Regions from separate parts of the Homo sapiens genome. Here region 1 is linked to region 2. A link is an interaction called in ENCODE POLR2A ChIA-PET data of the cell type or tissue named here. Cell type or tissue: OCI-LY7. All regions are shown on one strand. Links, peaks and the distances in the headings refer to the core of each region. The heading gives the core; the rest is flanking DNA.

Region 1 (10,186 bases), core at 2,180-7,179, 250 kb after region 2:
TTACAGGTGTGAGCCACAGTGTCAGGCCTGGACGTTATTTTCTGAGTGATATATTAAACAGGAGAGAAAGAGGATTGGATTGCATTTTGGAACACTCACTGAGAGCGGTGTGGAGAGGAGAGCATTTGGGGATATTGTAGTCCCAGAGCTGCATAGTCCCAGAGGAGACAGCTCGGGGGAACTTGAGTTTGGTAACTCACTGGATATGATGGAGGGAGAGAGAAGATTCAAGAAGCACCAAGACTTCTGGTTAGAATGACAAAGTGGATGGGGCCTGCAAGGGAGGAATGGGTGGTGTGGGGAGGGGAACACGATGGAGATTAGGCGTTTAGGTTTGGACATCCACATAGAGATGCCAATGGCAGATAGAATTTTGGGTCTGGAGACAGAATTTGTAGTTGTTGGAACTGAAACTGGGAGAGGTTGCAGTCTCTCAAGGGGGTGTGGAATGTGAAAGGTAGAGGGCTGAAGAAGGAATCCCGGAATAGCTGAGGAGGCAAAGAAGGGCAAGGGAGATAGCCAGCATGGAAAGGAAGAAAGAGGGAGTGTGTCTAGCAAGGTCAGAGGCACTGGGAAGTCCCAGATACTGATGACTGACATCAGCTGCAGGAGTGAGCTGGTGGTGGTTACCGAGAGTGATGTCAGTGGAGTGGTGGGCAGTAAGTGTGAAGAGGCCAGGAAGGTGGTGAGTGAGATGCCTTTTAAATAGTGAGCAGAGGTAGAAAGGACTACATTTCAGCTAAGCATCCATAGCTGGCTTCAGATATAAAACCTTGATGTGCCATTAAAAAAAAAAAAAAAAGAACCCCCTTCTTTCAGTGCACCGCTCTTCAAAGTGTGGAATGTGGACCACCTGTGGCACAATTGCCTGGAGCACATTAGCCCAGCCTTCTCAATAAGAGTGAGAGTGTGTGTGTGTGTGTGTGTGTGTGTGTGTTCTGGGACTCTGCATTTCAGGTAAGCTTTCTAGTGATTCTAGTGTTGACCCAAGGCTGGAGGGCCTCTGTTTTAATGTGAGCTCCTTAGCTGTCCCCTTGAATTCCCAGAAAGCGTGGCAGGGCCTGCCTAGTTCTGGGTGCTCATCCCGACCCCGCCTGAGGGTTTTCAGTGTGTGAATTACTGCAGTAGGAAATATGGAGAAGTGATTCTCCTCCCTTTACTACGGTATTGGTGAACTCTTTAGTTTTCCCTGATGATGTTAAGTGAACGTGCCCAGTGGGGTACCTGTCACATATACAGTGGGTGTATGTGAGTGCTTCTCTTTCCCCGGCTGCTCTCCCTAATACCGCATCAGTGGTTATCTCCAGGCAGAGATGTAGGCCAGGTTAGGTCAAGTATTAGGCAGATTGAGTCTGAGTTTTTCCTGAGGAGGAAAATGTGTAGTGTATAGCAAGATCAAGATGCTAGTGGCTGTGGAATTACTGTGACAGGGCTAACTGCCGAGACCAGCTCGGTCGTGGAGACCCTAACCCAGTGGCGCTAGAGGAATTAAAGACACACACACAGAAATATAGAGTGCAGAGTGGGAATTGGGGGGCTGACAGCCTTCAGAGCTGACAGCCACGAACAGAACTTTACCTACATATTTATTGACAGCAAGCCAGTGATAAGCATTGTTCCTATAGATTATAGATTAAAACGGGAAACAAAGGGATGGGCTCTGGCTAGTTATTTGCAGCAGGAACATGTCCTTAAGGCACAGATCACTCATGCTATTGTTTGTGGTTCAGGAACGCCTTAAGCGAAAGCCGCCCTGGGTGGGCCAGGTATTCCTTGCCCTCATTCCAGTAAACCCACGACCTTCAGTGTGGGCATCATAGCCATCAACGAGCATGTCACAGTGCTGCAGAGATTTGTTTATGACCAGTTTTGGGGCCTGTTTTTGGCCAGATTTGGGGGCCTGTTCCCAGCAGCTAACTACTGGAGCATTTTTAGGTCTGAGAACATCTTTCTCTGAGACTTTTTTCTGCAGCACTAGAGAATAACAGCTTGAAACTCTATTAAAATAAAGTGGCCAGGTGCAGCGACGGATGCTTGTATTGTAGTTCTGCTGAGGCAAGAGGATCTCTTGAGCTAAGGAGTTCAAGGCTGCAGTGCCCAATGATTGAGGCTGTTCATAGCCACTGCACTACAGCCTGGGTGACATAACGAGACCCTGTTTCTAAAAATAAACAAAAAAATAGGCCAGGCGCAGTAGCTCACACCTGTAATCCCAGCACTTTAGGAGGCCAAGGTGGGCGGATCAGTTGAGGTCAGGAGTTCGAGAACAGCCTGGCCAACATAGTGAAACCCCATCTCTAATGTAAATACAAAAATTAGCCAGGCGTGGTGGTGAGCACCTGTAATCCCAGCTACCTGGGAGGCTGAGGCATGAGAATCACTTGAACTTGGGAGGCAGAGGTTGCAGTGAGCTGAGATTGCACCACTGTACTCCAGCCTGGGTGATGGGGTGAGACCCTGTCTCAAAAAAAAAAAAATAAATAAAGATAAAAGACAACCAAAAAATAGTTTAAAATAGATGACACGTTTGTTCTATCTGTTTAGCAATGTGTTTATATATGTGAATACTCTTGTGTGTTGATGTGTATCATGCAAAGGTTACTGACTTTTTTGTTTTTTAGGTCATCTTATGCAGATATGCTACATGACAAAGACAGAGTAAGTGTAAAAGGAAACTATTATCTTGATGTGGGGTGTTTTGAAGTCTTGGATTACAAGAAGGTTAAGAATCCCTGGGGGTCATGATGTTAAATGATACTGAGAGGCGTATGGTGTAGAAGTCAGGAAATCAGTTGGGAGACTGGGTCCTACTTCTGGCTCTATTTTTGTTGTTTAATCTCCCAGCTTTATCAAGATAGAACTGACAAATAAAAATGGTCTATGTTTATGGTAATACAATGTGATGAATATATGTGTATGGTGTAAAATGATTGAATCAAGCTAATTAACAAATCTACCGCCTCATACTTTTTTGTGTGTGGTGAGAACATTTAAGATCTACTCGCTTAGTAATTTTTAAGTGTACATTATTAACTATAGCTCACAATGCCGTACAGCAGATCTCCACAACTTATTCATCCTATCTGACTGAAACATCAGATCCTCTCCCTTAGCAGGTACCATTCTCTGGGCTTCTGAGTTCAACATTTTTTTTTTTTTTTGAGACAGAATCTCGCTCTGTCACTCAGGCTAGAGTACAGGGGCGAGATCTCGGCTCACTGCAGCCTCAGTCTCCCGAGTTCAAGCGATTCTCCTGCCTCAACCTGCCTAAGTGTTGGGATTGTACCTAGTATTGGGATAATACTATTATTATACTATTATACCTAGTATTGGGATTATAACTTGGGATTACAGGTGCGTGCCATGACACCTGGCCTTCACTGTAGTTTTAATTTCCATTTTTAATTTTAATTTTATTTTTTTGAGACTGGGTCTCTGTTGCCCAGTGCAGTGGTGTGATCTCGGCTGCACTGCAGCCTAGACTTCTTGGGCTTAAGCGATCCCCCAACCTCAGCCTTCCCAGTAGCTGGGACTACAGGCATGCCACCATGCCTGGCTAATTTTTGTATGTTTTGTAGAGGCAGAGTTTCGCTGTATTGCCCAGGCTGGTCTTGATCCCCTGAGGTCAAGTGATCCACCCGCCTTGGTCTCCCAAAGTGCTGGGATTATGGGCATGAGCTACTGCGCCCGGCCATCGTGTGCTTGTTTACCATGTGTATATCTTTGTTCTAGTCTAGGGTTATGAACATAGGTGTGATTCTTGATAGACACTGCCACATTGCCTTCAAAAAGGGTTCCAGATTCACTGTAATATCTTCAAAACTGGGTCATTAAAAAGTGACAGCTAATTTAATGGCATCGTTAAAGTGAAGGCTGTGCCATCCCTGGTTTACAATTGAGGACGCTGTTCATCAATTTTTTTTAACTTAAAAAATAAATAAAACAAGGCCAGGCACGGTGGCTCATGCCTGTAATCCCAGCACTTTGGGAAGCCGAGGCAGGCAGATCACGGGGTCAGGAGATCGAGACCATCCTGGCTAACATGGTGAAACCCCGTCCCTACTAAAAATACAAAAAAAAGCCGAGCGTGGTGGCGGGCAGGGCCTGTAATCCCAGCTACTCAGGAGGCTGATGCGGGAGAATGGCGTGAATCTGGGAGGCGGAGCTTGCAGTGAGCCGAGATTGCACCACTGCACTCCAGCCTGGGCGACAGGGAGACTCCGTCTCAAAAAAAAAAATTGTGGTAAAAACACATAACATAAACGGTCATACTGATTGTATCTAAGACATAAATGCACTTACTTTGACAATGAAATAGTTCTATATTTCTGTGAAAAATTATTTCACCCAGACTAAACATTTTTGTGCTTTACCTCAGAGGCAACGTCATTTCTTTTTTTTCTTTTTTCTTTCTTTCTTTTTTTTTTTTTAACAAGAATGAGTCTCCCTCTGTTGCCAGGCTTTAGTGCAGTGGTGTGATCTTAGCTCACTGCAACCTCCACCTCCCGAGTTCAAGTGATTCTCCTGCCTTAGCCTCCCAAGTAGCTGGGGTTACAGGCATGCGCCACCATGCCTGGCTAATTTTTTGTATCTTTAGTAGAGATGGGGTTTCACCATGTTGGCCAGGTTGGTCTCCAACTCCTGACCTCAAGTGATCCACCCGCCTCAGCCTCCCAAAGTGCTGGGATTACAGATGTGAGTCACTGCACCCGGCCTGGTAATTCTAAAGAATATTCAGTTCTAGATATTTTCTAATTCCAGTCTGATTTAGTCTTTTGCCTATCAGTTTAGAAGTGTGTTTCTTAATGTATGAAAAATTTTTTTTCTTCAGTTGTGTTTCTGATATTAAGATTTTTGACTTGTTTTGCATTGTGGTCAGAGGATATCACCCTTTTGATGCCAGTTCTGTATTAGCTGTCTAATGTTATTTAACAAATTACCTTAAATTTTAATAGCCTCTTAATATTTCTTACTAACTTGGCAGGTCATCAGTCTATTTAAAAGATTTGCACATATTTTTTCCATCATCTTTAGTTATTTTCAACAGAAGGGTCACTGTGCCTATTGAGTCAGACCGTTATAGATGAAAGATGTATGTGTTTACTAAAGACAGAAGTAAAAATCTTCAAGATGCAAAGAAGTTATTTTCTGATGGGGAAAATACTTTTTAGTGAAGCTCTCTGAGTTAGAGTCGGTAAAGGAAAACAAGCCATACATATTGCAGCAGAGCGGCTTTAACACAAGGAGCTGGCTACCCAGCTGTGGGAGGGCTAGAAAGCAAATGGGAACGCTGAGTAACCTAACAGTAGAGATTGCAGGGAGCAGTTACCTTGCCTAGGGCTGAGAAACTAAACGAGAAGATTAGGATTTCCAGAAGCCACAAGCATTGAGGAGAGATCCTGTGGACCACTGTCCAAGTACGGCTGCAGCTCTGAGGGGCCCAAGGAGCTGGTTATGGGATCATTGGGAAAAGTTGGAGTCTGCAATCAACTGCCCCTACCGAGAGGACCCTGATGAGAACAGCAGCATGCAGAAAGGAGCAAGCCTGCTCTGTCCTCCTACCTTCCAGTCGCCCTCTTGGTCCCCCTTTTGGCTGTACCTAACAGTTGGAAAAAGGAGAACATGGTTTGCAGGGCTCTGGCATCACTTAGTAGAGGATAGAAGAGTGAGTGTGGAGCAGGGACAGTCGCTTAATAAAGGGCAAGGGGCTGACTCACAAGACCTGCCCAACTCAGCCAGAGCTGTTCTGCCAGGGGCCAGAAAGGCCATAGGGCCCTGACTTGCACTGCCACTGCCAGCTGTGACTCTAGAACTTTGCAAAGCACCTTTCCACTTACTTATAATAACTGGTAGTAAGTGACGGCCATGTCTTCCTTAGAATGTAAAATACTACCAAGGTATCCGGGCTGCCGTGAGCAGGGTGAAGGACAGAGGACAGAAGGCCTTGGTTCTCGACATTGGCACTGGCACGGGACTCTTGTCAATGATGGCGGTCACAGCAGGTGCCGACTTCTGCTATGCCATCGAGGTAAGCCATTCCCTTCAGGTGTGTGTCCTGCATCTTGCATGGGAAATCCCCTATGCTCTTGCACTTTCCCCGTCTGTTCCTTCACAAACATTCATGGAGTGCTCACTCTGTGCCAAGCACAGAGCCAGGCTCTGAGCGTATAGAGATGAGTCAGACACAGTTCCTTCCTCCAGGAGCTAATTTTCTCCTCTGTCAGCCTAGGCTGCACATCAGAATCACTAGGAGCTTTAGAAAATACTTACAGGCTGGGCACAGTGGCTCACGCCTGTAATCCCAGCACTTCGGGAGGGTGAGGCAAGACAATTGCTTGAGCCCAGGAGTTTGAGACCAGCCTGGGCAACATAGTGAGATCCCATCTCTACAGAAAAACTTTTAAATATTAGCTGGGCATGGTGGCATGTGCCTGTGTTCCAGCTATTCTTGAGGCTGAGATGGGAAGATCTCTTGAGCCCGGAAAGTCAAGGCTGCAGTGAGCCATGATTTGGACTTCATGTAAGAAAGCAAAAAATTACTTCTACCTTGTTTAAGCCAGTTATTGTGGGACTTTGTTGTTTCCAACTAATCAGTATATGAACTCAGTTTTGTAGGGGAAAGTATTTAAATACATGCCCCCACACCACCACACTCCAGCCTGGGTGACAGAGTGAGACTTTATCTCAAAAAAATCAAAACGAAACAAAGGCTGGGCACAGTGTCTCACCCCTGTAATCCCAGCACTTTGGGAGGCCGAGGCTTGGATCATGAGGTCAGGAGTTCAAGACCAGCCTGACCAACATGGTGAAACTCCATCTTTACTAAAAATACAAAAATTAGCCGGGTGTGGTGATGCGCGCCTGTAATCCCAGCTACTCAGGAGGCTGAGGCGAGAGAATCGCTTGAACCCAGGAGGCAGAGGTTACAGTGAGCCGAGATTGCGCCACTGCACTCCAGCCTGGGCGACAGAGTGAGACTCCATCTCAAAACAAAACAAAACAAAAAAACCTTATGCCTAGTCCCCAGCCCTAACAGATTTTGATTTAACTTTTCTGGGGTGAGGCCTGAGCCTTGGGACTTGGGAATGTGCGGCAAGGTTGAGAACCACTACCTTAAATGTCCCTATGGAGTCAGCTCTCTTATGTTTACCAATTTGTCATTTCTTTAATAAAACATTAAACAGCTTGAGCCCACAGAGCAAGAAAAATTAAAAACCAAACAAAATTAAAAATTAAACATGTTATTTTTCTCATAAAACAAATAATGCATATTATTATAGGAAATTTGGTAAATACCAAATAAAAATAGTATGTTGACCCAAAGTTAAGTACTGTTAACATTTTGGTGTATATTCTTCCAAGTTTTGGGGGCAGGCAGGGAGCATGTATATAAATACTTTCCCTACAAAATTGGGTTCATGTAGTGATTGAGTTGGAAATAACAAAGCCTCAAAATCACTGTGGTTTAAGGTAGAGTAGTTTTTTGCTATCTTTTTCGTGGCGTGATCTCTATTCACCGCAACCTCCGCCTCCTGGGTTCAAGCAATTCTCTTTTCTCAGCCTCCCAAATAGCTGGGATTACAGGTATGTACCACTGCACCTGGCTAATTTTTATATTTTTAGTAGAGATAGGGTTTCGCCATGTTGGCCAGGCTGGTCTTGAATTCCTGATCTCAGGGGATCCCCCCACCTCAGCCTCCCAAAGTGTTGGGATTACAGGTGTGAATCACTGCGCCCTGCCTTGTTCCTCTTTTTTAAAAGTAAGAATAACTTTCCCAGGAATTTCTATTATAGCAAACCTCTCCTTGGGTACCATCGGCTAGAATGAGGTTAAATCTCATTTCTTATCTCTGGCAAGAGGGATTCAGTTACTCTTAGCTCAGACAAGTGCACCACTGCAAAGGTCAGTTCCCCACGCTGCACCCTCACCTGATTTCAGGGGAGAGGAGGACACAGAATGGATGTCGGGAGGTCATCTTCAGTGTCCACTCCTGGTAGTGTTTTGGGTGAGATCTTGAGCTTCTTGATGGGCTGAGGAGAAGGAGGTGTGAAGGTACCAGCTTGCAGGTTCAGGGAGAGGTGACTGATGAGTCAGAAGGCAGCAGGGGTGAGGGACGACACTGGCTTTGGATATTGTCAGGGTGGAGGCAAAGTGATTGGTGAGAACTAGGGTTTAAGGCCCTCAAACCACATCTAAAAACATCAAGGCAAATCCTAGAAATAATTTGAAATAGATGATGAAGATTTTTCTAGGAGAACATGTGTGTGTATTCCATGTAAATACTGCGCGCTAATCAATTGCACAACTGGAGCTGCTCACGTAAGTACTCTTTACGAAAGGATACAGCATTTGTCCCTTGATTATAGTAAAAAATATAGTATTCATGGTAGAAAATGTGGGAAATACAGAAAAGGATTTAGAAAAAAGGAAAATCTTATCAGGAACAGTCTCGGTATCATTTTGTGGTTTCCACTTCGTGTGTAGGGCCACACGTGAGTCTGTTTGTTTTACATGCTAGAGCTCTTGGGGCTGTGGAATCTAGACTGGATAAGTTGAAAACAAAGAGTTGGAGGTGCTTATTTATGTTCAGGGAAACTCGAAGAGTTCAGGGAAGACTTCTGGATGGGGGATTCATGCTGCCCTGGGAAGTGGGGTTTGATTTGGCAGGTGGGGCCAGGATAGGGAAGGCTCAGTGATCATGAGATCATTGTGGCTGGAGTGTTGGTTGTTGGGGGAATGGGGGAGGAAGACTGGGAAGGTAAGGGAGGGCCTCCAAAGCAGTAGTTTCCCCTTATCTATGGTTTCACTTTTCGTGATTTCAGTTACCTGTGGTCAACTGAGGTCCAAAAATACTAAATGGAGCCAGGTGCGGTGGCTCACGCCTGTAATCCCAGCACTTTGGGTGGCTGAGACAGGTGGAAACCTTGAGTCCCAGAGTTGGAGACCAGCCTGGGCAACATGGCAAAACCCCGCCTCTACAAAAAGTAGCTGGGCATGGTGATCTACGCCTGTAGTCCCAGCTACTTGGGAGATTGAGGTGGGAAATTGCTTGAGCCTGGGAGGTGGAAGCTGCAGTGATCATGCCACTGGACTCCAGCCTGGACAATAGAGTGAGACCCTTCTCAAAAAAAAAAAAAAGAAAAATTAAATGGAAAATTCCAGAAATTATTTATAAGTTGTAAGTTGTGTACCATTCTGAGTATTATTACATAATTGTTCTATTTTTAGTTATTGTTAATTTATAAATTATTATTTATATTTATTATTGTGCCTAATTTATAAATTAAACCTGGTCATAGGTAAGCTTGGAGGCTGAAGCAGCTCCACTGTGAATGCTAATCCTCCACGCTGACTTCTGACCAACCCCAGCTTCAGGAATGCCTCTAAAATTTCCGCTCTCATGCACTTTGATGTAAATCCTGCCCTCAGGTCAGAACAACTTTGATGTTATCATAAATACATACTTACCGTAAATCCTGCCCTTCGTCAAATTCCCTGTGGTATGTAAGCCCTGCGTCTGAGCCATAACAGTGTGGGGGCCCAGTTTCTCACTGCCCGAGACAAGGCTTCTGTTTGTATGTCTCTATAAAGTGTGTCTTTCTGAGAAGCTGGATTTGCCAGTCTTTCCTCAGCCTCTCAGCTCCCGTGGCCTGTTGGGGTAGGTTTGCATAGAGCTGCCCACCATGGAACAGTATGTATGTATAGCAAAAAAAAAAAAAAAAAAAAAATGGTATACATAAGGGTCAGTACTGTCTGAGGTTTCAAGCATCCACCAAGGGTCTTAAAATGTATCCCCCATGGACAAGAGGCACTGCTGCACCATAAGAAAATAGAGGCTGTGTTCTGCCAACAGTGGGGATTTGGGACAATTTTGAGCCCAGAGGATGACCTACTTACTCACACCTACAGTCTGCTCTCCTCTGGAGGGCACAGCACGCCTCCCAGGTTCGTGAGGCAAGTCCCTTTCCTGGCTTTTTGGCGTCCTCTTGTGCGGTACTGACACCTACTGCTCTTACTAAGTAGTGCAGCCTCCTCAGGATCCCCGGCATCCCCGCTGTGCCTGGCACGGAATGAGAGTCCCTAATCACAAGTTAAAGCCAGCTGAATCTCAGCCCTTTTTCATGATGCACATTTGGAGAATAAAGTATTTAAGTTACATATCTTAGGACCAGAATCAAGGAATAG
Region 2 (10,186 bases), core at 2,379-7,378:
TCTTCCCACCTCAGCCTCTCAAAGTGTTGGGATTACAGGCATAAACCACCACACCCAGTTAGCTATGTGTTCTTTTTTTCTTACTTTTTTTTTTTTTTTAGCCGTGTGTTCTTAACCAAGGCTAGGCCTCAGAATGATTCTGAGGACGGGCTGGAGTGTGTTGGGCAGAGCCTTTTGAAAACACACATTCCTAAGCCCTTCCCCTAGAGACTGACTCAGGAAATAATAGTGTGGAATTCAAGAGTGTGTATTTCTTCAGTTCTCCAGATAATTCTGGTATTTGTCCTGGCAAAGGCTCAGTGAGCTGCACACAGGTGTACACGCGTACCCATTCACTCACTCATTCAGTATATTTGACAAATATGTGTATACCACTAGGTGCCAGGCAGGTGCTGGGGCTCCAGTATAGAACAAAGGCAGGTCCCTTGCCTCATGGAGCTTATGTGTGTATGTGTGTAACAGACACACACATGCATTCACACATATGCAAACTGTTCATGCCACCGGAATGCACAGCCTGTAGCGGAGTTAATTAGTACAGGCAGAGTGATGGTTTGTTCCAGAAGACATAGGTGCTCTTGTGTTTTCCTTTCTGCAGATCCTCAGCACTCTTGTTAAAGGGACACGCAGACCTGTGACCTGCAAGATTCGCATCCTGCCATCGGTAAGGATGGTGTGTTACATATGAAGGTCCATTCTCTCTGGTGATGTTGGATTTAGGTTTGTGAACGATTCTTGAGGTGCTAAATTAGGCTTGGAGGAGAGAGTAGAGCTGAGCCTACTTTAGGAGGCAGCAGCTGCTCCTTCTGGAGCTTCAGTAACCATCCTGTGTGGTCCTCCTCCTCAGCTAGAAGATACCCTGAGCCTTGTGAAGCGGATAGAGAGGACTGGCATTGCTGCCATCGCAGTTCATGGGAGGTGAGTGGTCACCTTTCTAGTGACTGGCAGGGAGGTCCTAACCCATCTTAGTGATCCTTCCTTAATTGATCTGTCACCCCAAGTGACAGCCAATTTCTCTTCTACATATTCAGCCTACCTCTGCCTAGCTCTTTGATATCTTATGAGTCTGGAGGGCAGGCAGACCCTGAATGGGCTTTTGCATTTGCCTTTCTTTCATTCATGGAGTGCCTATTGAGGGTAGGTACTGAGGTTTAGAGACACAGAGAGACTAAGAAAGGAGAAACACCTCTACTATCAGGATGTGTAAATGCTAGAGATTGAGTAATTTGCTCAAAATCATACCATGCAGCCAGTACGTGGTGGAATTCTGACCCTCATGAGAAAAATCTCATTTATTTCCTTCCCTCCCTCCCTCCCTCCCTTCCTTCCTTCCCTCCCTCCCTCCCTTCCTTCCTTCCCTCCCTCCCTCCTTCCTTCCCTCCTTCCTTCCTTCTTTCCTTCCTCCCCTCCCCTCCCCCTCCCTTCTCCCCTCCCTCTCCCATCTCCTCCCCTCTCCCCCCTCCCCTCCCATCTCCTCCCCTCTCCCCTCCCATCTCCTCCCCTCTCCCCTCCCATCTCCTCCCCTCTCCCTTCCCATCTCCTCCCCTCCCCCCTCCCCTCTCCTCTCCCCTCCTCTCCTCTCCTCCTCTTTGTCATTCTGTCACCCAGGCTGGAGTGCAGTAGCGCAGTCTTGGCTCACTGCAATCTCCATCTCCCGGGTTCAAGTGATTCTCCTGCCTCAGCCTCCCGAGTAGCTGAGATTACAGGTGCGCTCCACCATGCCCAGCTAATTTTTATATTTTTAGTAGAGACAGGGTTTCACCACGTTGGCCAGGCTGGTTTCAAACTCCTGATCTCAGGTGATCTGCCCACCTTGGCCTCCCAAAGTACTGGGATTACAGGCATGAGCCACCAGGCCCAGCCTCATTTTCTTTCTATTATATTGAGCAATGACTTCTCCCTTGAATAATCCCAGACAGACTGCTTTGTTTATGTGTTTTTCATTGTTGTTGTTGTTTTTTGAGACAGTCTTGCTCTGTTACCCAGGCTGGAGTGAAGTGGCACAATCATAGCTCACTGCAGCCTCAAACTCCTGGGCTCAAGTAATCCTCCTGCCTCAGCCTCCTGAGTAGCTGAAACTACAGGCACATGCCACCACACCTGGCTAATTTTTTATTTTTTTGTAGTGACGGGATCTCCTTATGTTGCCCAGGCTGGTCTCAAACTCCTGGGCTTAAGTGATCCTCCTGCCTCAGCCCCTCAAAGTGCTGGGATTACAGGCTTGAGCCACCATACCCAACCTATTCTTTTAAAGGCTCTGCCTCTCTTGTCTGCATTTGTTGGACTGCCAGCTGTCACAATGACTAAACAATCCTTCTAGCTGTAGCTAATGTACTCTATGCTGAGAGCTGAGGTTCTGAAGGCCACCCTTGGCTTACCATTCACACTTGTTCCCTGTGTCCAGGATGTGATTTTGTACAGCATCTCAGGTCAGTAGACTTGGGCCAGAGGGACCTCTCTTCTCTGAGTGATGTTCCTTTGGGCTTAGGGGTCTTATAGGAAGAGCCCAAGTTGTTGATTGTGCTCTTACAACATTTTCAGAGAAGGGAACCCAGAACTCCCTTCATACAAAGCAGAGCAAAGCAGAGTTGCTTGGGTTGAAGCCAGGAGGGAGGAGTACACACTTGTACACATATGCGCCTTCCCAAGGCAGCAGGCTTTGGATTCAGACTCCCTGGTTTGAGATCCCGGCTCTGCTGCTTGTTAGCTGTATATCCTTGGGAAATCACTTAACCTTTCTGAGCACAACATTCCTTGTTTAGAAATTAAGATAATTTCTACTTTATAGGGTTGTCCCAGGGCTTTTATGAGATTGTGAATATAAATCCTTGGCACAGTGCCTGGCATGTAGTATTCTTTCTCTCTCTTTTTTTTTTTTTTTTTTTTTTGAGACGGAGTCTTGCTCTGTTGCCCAGGCTGGAGTGCAGTGGCATGATCTCGGCTCACTGCAACCTTCGCCTCCTGGGTTCAAGCAATTCTCCTGCCTCAGCCTCCTGAGTAGCTGGGATTACAGGTGCCTGCCACCATGCCTGGCTTTTTTTTTTTTTTTTTTTGTATTTTTAGTAGAGATGGGGTTTCACCATGTTGGCCAGGCTGGTCTCAAACTCCTAACCTCAAATAATCCACCCACCTTGGCTTCCCAAAGTGCAGGGATTACAGGCGTGAGCCACCATGCCAAGCCAGTATTCTCTTAATAAAGGAAGCTATTATTTTTTACCCGTAGTTGGGAACACTCGGAAGACAGATGTGGGTGAGTTTGAAGAAGCCCTTTGTGACCATCAAAGCTGGTGAGATGGGCTAAAAGTGACCATTGGAGATGTAGGGAGACAGAGGTAGAGGCTAGGTTGACAGGGCCCTCGACCCTTTTGTTGAAGAGTATAGTAGAGGGGCCCGGGCGCGGTGGCTAACGCCTAGAATCCCACCACTTTAGGAGGCCGAGGCGGGTGGATCACATGAGGTCAGGAGTTCAAGACCAGCCTGACCAACATGGTAAAACCCTGTTTCTACTAAAAAAAATACAAAATTAGCTAGGCATGGTAGCTCATGCCTGTAATCCCAGCTACCTGGGAGGCTGAGGTAGAATTGCCTGAACCCAGGAGGTGGAGGTTGCAGTGAGCCGAGATTGCACCATTGCACTCCAGCCTGGGCAACAAGAATGAAACACCATATCAAAAATAAAAGAACAAGAGTATAGCAGAGGGGACATACTCAGACAAGAGCTGGACAAGGGCTATCTGGTCGACCGTCTTGCTTGCTTTGTTGCTGAGCACAGCTCAGGTCAGGCCTCACGTCAGCAGCCCTAAAACTCATGCACAAGAACTTGCAGTTGACTTTGGAAGGAGGGGCCCCAGGTTGTGGTCCTGCCTCCCTTGTGCCGTGGTGTGGCAGCCATGGTCCGTGCCTTTCCTGGGTGCGGGGCCTACCCTGTGTCAGGTGCCTCTCCCTAGGATCAGCTGTGCAACTTGGCTTTGGCATTGGCAGCTGTGTGGGAGTGGCCAGTCTGAGCAGCAGCAGCTGTTCCCAGTCCCTTGGAGAGGGCAGGACTGGGACAGTAGGGGCAGCACTCTTATGGCCCTGTCCCTCATCTCTGGCAGAGGCAAAAGGAAGCTAGGGAAAAGCAACATGACCTTGGGAGCCAGGCCACCCACCATGCCCCCCTGCAGCCAGGCCTCCCCTGCAGGCCTCCAAGAGCTGGACTTGCCGTCTCAGCATGGATCTGTGCTGCCCCTGCCCCTCACAGTTCTCCAGAGGGCAGGGAGAGCCATTTCCTGCCACCTGTCCTTGATTGCCATATGGCCACCTGACCTTCCTGAGGTTCAGTGGGGAGGACAGTAAGGTTTGGCTGAGGTAACCCTGTGTGAGTGGTGTCGTGGCTTTTGGTGCTTAGCCCTCAGCCCCATCTTTCTATCTCCAAGGAAGCGGGAGGAGCGACCTCAGCATCCTGTCAGCTGTGAAGTCATCAAAGCCATTGCTGATACCCTCTCCATTCCTGTCATAGCCAAGTAAGCCTCCTGTCTTCATCATGTACTCTGTGTCCCACAGAGCTAAGGGCTGGGTGGTAGCCAGGCCCAGCCTTCCCTAGAGTGAAAAGTTTTAGGGGTGGCTTGAAAAGGGCAGGGCTTTCCACAAGACCCCAGACCTGTTCCTTCTGCTGCCACCTGAGACCCTCCCCTCTGCATGCCTGTCTCAGGACTGAGGCTGCCGACTGACTCCTGATGAAATGTACAGAGACAGAGCAGGGGGTCCTTGGAGCAGCAGGCTGCAGGGAGGGGAAAGTATGACCTAACTGGGCCTCCTTCCTTCCTCTTGTCATCACTAGGGTGTCTGTTCCTCTCGCCAGGGTTTTGACTTAGCCCTCAGTGAACATATAAGTGGCCCATTCAGCTTGGGGGTTTTCCTGTAGCCCCAGTAGCCCAGTTATGGACCCATGTCTCCAGATGTGGGCTGGCTGTAGCCACTGTTTTAGATTAGGGGCAAGGAAAGTAAATTTCCTGGATTACCTATTAAGTGCCAGGCACTCTACATGTATTATCTCAGTTAGTGCTCCTAACTTCATAATGGGATATGGATTCTAATATCCACTTTACTGAAGCTCTGATAGCTGAAGGGACTTGGCCAAATTCACATTGTTAATCAGTGGCAGATCTGAGAGCTGACTTTTTCTGAAAATGCTGATAGGTTCCGTGATGGGGACACCCCTAACCCTCTGGTTGCTTTTTAGCGGAGGATCTCATGACCACATCCAACAGTATTCGGACATAGAGGACTTTCGACAAGCCACGGCAGCCTCTTCCGTGATGGTGGCCCGAGCAGCCATGTGGAACCCATCTATCTTCCTCAAGGAGGGTCTGCGGCCCCTGGAGGAGGTCATGCAGAAATACATCAGATACGTACGTCTCTGTACTTTTTCAAAACAAGCATTTCTCACTGTCTACCACACTCCTGCAGAGAGCACTTTGTGTGAGCCCCCAGCTGCCAGCTGTGCTTGCTGTTCCTCTCCTTTTCTTTTTAGCTCATGTAGTGTAGCTGCACTAGCTCACTGCTTTATTCGGTCTCCCCAGCTGCAATGCTAAGAGAGGATGCTGGGGGGCATACCCCTACCATCTCCTAAAGCTTCCAGAGGTTTGCAGGTCATAGCAAGAACCTTCTAGATCCAGGATGCTGTTGGAACCCCGAACACATGATATATATCTTTCTTTTTCTCACACGCTGCACATACAGAGGCATATGCACGTGGACTGTGGGTTCTGCATCATCAAAGGCATATGTGCCTATAGGTTGGCTCAGGAGCAGCCACAGCCAAGAGGAGCAATTGAGAAATTTCTCACCTGATTTGACTCATCAGTCGAAATAATTTCTAAAACTTTTCTCTTGCTAATTCCAGAATGCTTTAAGCATAACCCTCTACTTAGGGAATAGCTTTTTTTTTTTTTTTTTGAGATGGGGTCTTGCTCTGTTGCCCAGGTGTGAGCATAGTGGCATAATCATGACTCACTGCAGTCTTGACCTCCTGGGCTCAAGTGATCCTCCTGCTTCAGCCTCCCAAGTAGTTGGGACTACAGGCATGTGCCACAACACTCAGCTAATTTTTTATTTTTTTAATAGAGATGAGGTCTCCCTATGTTGCCCAGGCTGGGAATGGCCTTTTCTAAACCAGTTTCTTCTCATTGAGAGGTTGATGGTAGTGCCAAGGGCATATCCCTATAAAAGAAAATGAAGAGTTCACTTGCCTTATCTCTTTGGCACAACCCTGGAACTCTGTGGGACTCTGATCAGCTGCACATGTCTGCAGGGAGAGACAGTGAGTGGTCCTCAAATTCTTCAGTGAATTGGGTCTGAACAGAGGGTGCAGTCTTTGCCCAGAGCAGAGTTCCACCCTCCTCTTCAGTCCTAGGGTTCATACCTGCCTAGGAGTGCCTGTGGCTGCCATGGTATGTGAGTGTTTCCATGGCTGTGCAAGCTAGGATGGTAAGATGCCCTGAGGTCTGCGTCCAGAGCTGGGCAGCCTTTGTCCTATTTCCTGTTCAATGCTGCAGCCCTCACTCCCTGGTTCTGGTGTCCTGCTGGGCAAGTTGGTGACCACCAGCTCTCCAATGGTCTGGGATAGCTCCATGGCAAGGGAGGGCTTGCCCCAGCCCAGGTCAGCTATCCAGCTTTTTGGCCAGCTGGCAAGTCTGGCCAAGAAGACGTGCTGAACAGTGCTGAGCTTGCTCACTGGGTGAAAGGTGATATTATCATTCCTGCTGAGCCATCTCTTGGCAGCTCCTCAAGAGGGTGTGCTATCACAGAGAAAGGGAGCGGCTTTCAAGCATAGGCAGGGCTGCTTCTGGTCCAGCCAGGTGCCTTCTTCCCAGACAAGCTGAGTCAAGGACTTGCCACCAGCCGGGGCGCCCCGACTTACTTCCCACTTTGTCCTGAGCGTGCCGTGGCACTTTCCCAGCCACTGAAGTCATAGGCCCACGTGGAGTTACTAGAGCAGCATAGGGGGTGGGGGATGGGAGGGTGTCCTGGAGGGCTGGGGAAGGCCACCTTCACCCAATACTGCTCTCCTGCCCTACCTCTAGCCAGCCGACTTCCACTGGGTGTCCCAGGCAGTCAGTCATCTTGCCTCCCTGAGCCTTCATTTCACGGTCTGTGGAGTGATGGTGACAGTTGCACCTCACACTTGTATAGATAAATGTAGTCATGAGTAACCCATGTGAACTAAATGATGCTGTGTTTTACCCACGTAGGGGGAAGTTAGAGGCTATTCAAGATGTGGGAAGGGAAGGTGCCCATTCTGGTTAGAAGGAATAGAAGAATCTCACCCCTTTCCTGGCACTGGACCTGCCATGCCAGAATTTGGTGTGTTTCCCCTCCCTTCCCTGGAAGATACTTGGCAGTAGGTCCTCTGTGGTGGCTGAAGCAGGAAGGGGCTCCCGCACTTCGAGACCTCAGTCAGGCTGTCCAGGAGAATGTGTTTCTGACCGTGGTCCTTGGCTGTGACCCTCAAGCTTTGTACCACTAGCTGGAAGAGTAGATGACCAAGGTCGAAGTGGCTTTTTAATTTATTTTTATTTTTATTTTTAATTTTAGATAGGGTCTCAGTCTGTTGCCCAGGCTGGAGTGCAGTGGCATGATCATAGCTCACTACAGCCACAACTCCTGGGTGCAAGCAATCCTCTTGCCTTAGCCTCCCTAGTAGCTATGGCTACAGGTGTGTGCCAACATGCCTGGCTAATTTTCTTTTTCTTTTTTTTTTTTTTTTTGAGACAGAGTTTTGCTGTTGTCGCCCAGGCTGGAGTGCAGTGGCACGATCTTGGCTCACCGCAACCTTCGCCTCCAGGGTTCAAGCGATTCTCTTGCCTCAGCCTCCCGAGTAGCTGGGATTACAGGCACCCGCCACCACGCCCAGCTAATTTTGTATTTTTAGTAGAGACGGGGCTTCACCATGTTGGTCAGGCTGGTCTTGAACTCCTGACCTCAGGTGATCCGCCCGCCTTGGCCTCCCAAGGTGCTGTGATTACAGGCGTGAGCCACCGTGCCCAGCCGATAATTTTCTTTTTTTTAATTTTTGTAGAGTTGAGTCTTACGTTGCCCAGGCTGCTCTTGAACTCCTAGCCTCAAGCAGTCCTCCTGCATTGGCCTCTCAGAGTGCTGGGATTACAGATGTGAGCCACTGCTCCTGGCCAGTGGTGGTTCTTCTTATGGGGGTCACATTGCCTTGGCTACACATACATCTCTGGTGCCTTCTTGGAGCTCCTTTCCCTGCCATCAGAGCATAGCCCAGGCCTTAGAGCCTGCCTGGGCATCAGGCAAGTCATTTCTTTTCTCAGGCGGTGCAGTATGACAACCACTACACCAACACCAAGTACTGCTTGTGCCAGATGCTACGAGAACAGCTGGAGTCGCCCCAGGGAAGGTTGCTCCATGCTGCCCAGTCTTCCCGGGAAATTTGGTAAGAGGCACAATAAGATGTCCATCTGTCCTTGTACGCATTGCCCAAGTTTGACTTTGAGCCCTAAGCTGACTCCACCAGGGGACCAGGGACACAGCTTCTGGATGTAGATGTAGAGGAGTGGAGTGATGGTACAGCTTTGCCTCCCAGGAGGGGATTCTTTGAAAGCTTTGAAACGTCCCATCCCTGGACGGATCAGCAGAGCTCTGGGAACTAGGGTACTAGAAGGATAGAGGAATGCAAAGGAAGGGGATTTTCCATAAATGGGATAGTCACAGGCCAGGCCCCCAGGAACCAGTGGTCAGGAGAATTGGGCTGTAGCATGGAGCCTCTACCTTGAGCCTGCACTCACATCCATCACCCTGCAGTTTGAGAGACCACCTGTTGATTCTCTAGATCAGGTGCAGCTCTAGCTCAGATGGTTGACAGTTGAGGCCCTTCACAAGCTGGCCTAGCCACTGCCCCCACAGCTCCCTGTCTACCTGTCTGCTTCCAGAACTCCACACCTGTGCTTGTAATGGGTCGTCTGCCTGGAAGGCTCTCTCCCTCTCACGTGAGCTATCTGTAGCCTCCCTCTTACATAGATGCCTTTCTGAACCACTTTTGCCATTGGGGATCTATCTTCGTTTGAGTCTTCCAGCCTTCAAGATGTTTCCTAGAAGGGAAAAACCTTTGCCAGAGCCCTCTTCCCACCCTTGGCTTATGGCATTGGTTCAGTCCCTACCCCACATAACTCTGTAGCTCTGGGTGGTGCCTCAGTGTCAGCTGAGACCCATGTATAACTGCCTGTGGCTGGGCGGGAAGTGGGGAACCACTTAGTGGTCAGGCCTCTGTCTCTTCCTCCCATGGGCCCATGTGCTTGATCAGCATTGGTTAACTCAGTCACGGCTGGCTGGGGATACCATCTGTGTGCTTCCCCTCAGGAGAGAGGCTGCAGGTGGTGGGGGTGACCTTTACAACCTTTGCCACCCAGCCCAGCCTCCCTCCAGTGTCCACGCTTGGGTTCACATTCACTTTCCATCTTCCAGTCCACAGTAATCCCAGGGCTGGGCAGGGGGCACATTCTGATGGCCAGGCCCCGGTGGTGTTTTGGTGTATGTGGTAGAGGAGTTTCTCAGTGGTGGGGCCCTGGGGTCCTGCAGTACCCTGGATGCTGGCTCCGCTAAAGTGTTTGCTCTGATCTGCTTCTTCCTCCCTAGTGAGGCCTTTGGCCTTGGTGCCTTCTATGAGGAGACCACACAGGAGCTGGATGCCCAGCAGGCCAGGCTCTCAGCCAAGACTTCAGAGCAGACAGGGGAGCCAGCTGAAGATACCTCTGGTGTCATTAAGATGGCTGTCAAGTTTGACCGGTAGGTCTCCAGCTTGGCCTCAGCTTGGGCTAGGGCCAGCACCCTTGGGGTCCCACTGGGCCAGCACACTGGCTGCTGTATGTGCTTAATGTCAAACGTAGGGACCACAGGTCTTGTTGGTTTGGAAACTCGTTCTAAATTTTCAGCATCCCATAGAAGGTGCTTTCAGGGGAGATAGTCCCTGAAAGGCTGTCCCAAGGATAACTGAACTCTACTTTTTCCCTGATTTACCGCCTCCCACAACTCAGGGCAGGGGGGACTTGTCTCCTGTTCCTGAAAGTCTGTGCTTTTCCAAGGCCCTGAGGAACTGGCTCCTGGCATGAAGCTCCTCAAACAACAGCAGGACCCTAGCCCTCATTTGGCTCTGCAGCCCCTACCCACACCCAGTGCCCCTCACCAG

The links. Peaks named below come from ENCODE experiments on the same cell type or tissue, not always from the same donor. Only the 100,000 strongest peaks of a DNase experiment are listed, where the experiment ranks them.
Region 1: POLR2A ChIA-PET joins it to region 2 with 10 read pairs; 3 of 35 experiments call an interaction of 5 or more read pairs at or near these places.

Annotation. Positions count from the first base shown.
Region 1 is chr16:68,318,805-68,328,990 of GRCh38, forward strand. PRMT7 (protein arginine methyltransferase 7) reads left to right here. Exons shown (of 19, transcript NM_019023.5): 4 at 2,622-2,658; 5 at 5,879-6,028. Among named protein-coding and RNA genes, the nearest start is that of PRMT7, 13 kb to the left of the region's middle. In OCI-LY7, for the core only: no CTCF peak of the experiment used is centred there; no DNase peak of the experiment used is centred there.
Region 2 is chr16:68,065,719-68,075,904 of GRCh38, forward strand. It overlaps DUS2 (dihydrouridine synthase 2), which reads left to right. Exons shown (of 17, transcript NM_017803.5): 9 at 599-664; 10 at 848-918; 11 at 4,416-4,502; 12 at 5,222-5,390; 13 at 8,316-8,437; 14 at 9,637-9,786. Among named protein-coding and RNA genes, the nearest start is that of NFATC3, 15 kb to the right of the region's middle. RefSeq lists an enhancer at 9,604-9,713. In OCI-LY7, for the core only: a CTCF peak has its summit at 5,586; DNase peaks (open chromatin) are centred at 4,416, 4,833 and 5,463; H3K4me3 peaks cover 1,139 bases; H3K27ac peaks cover 3,118 bases.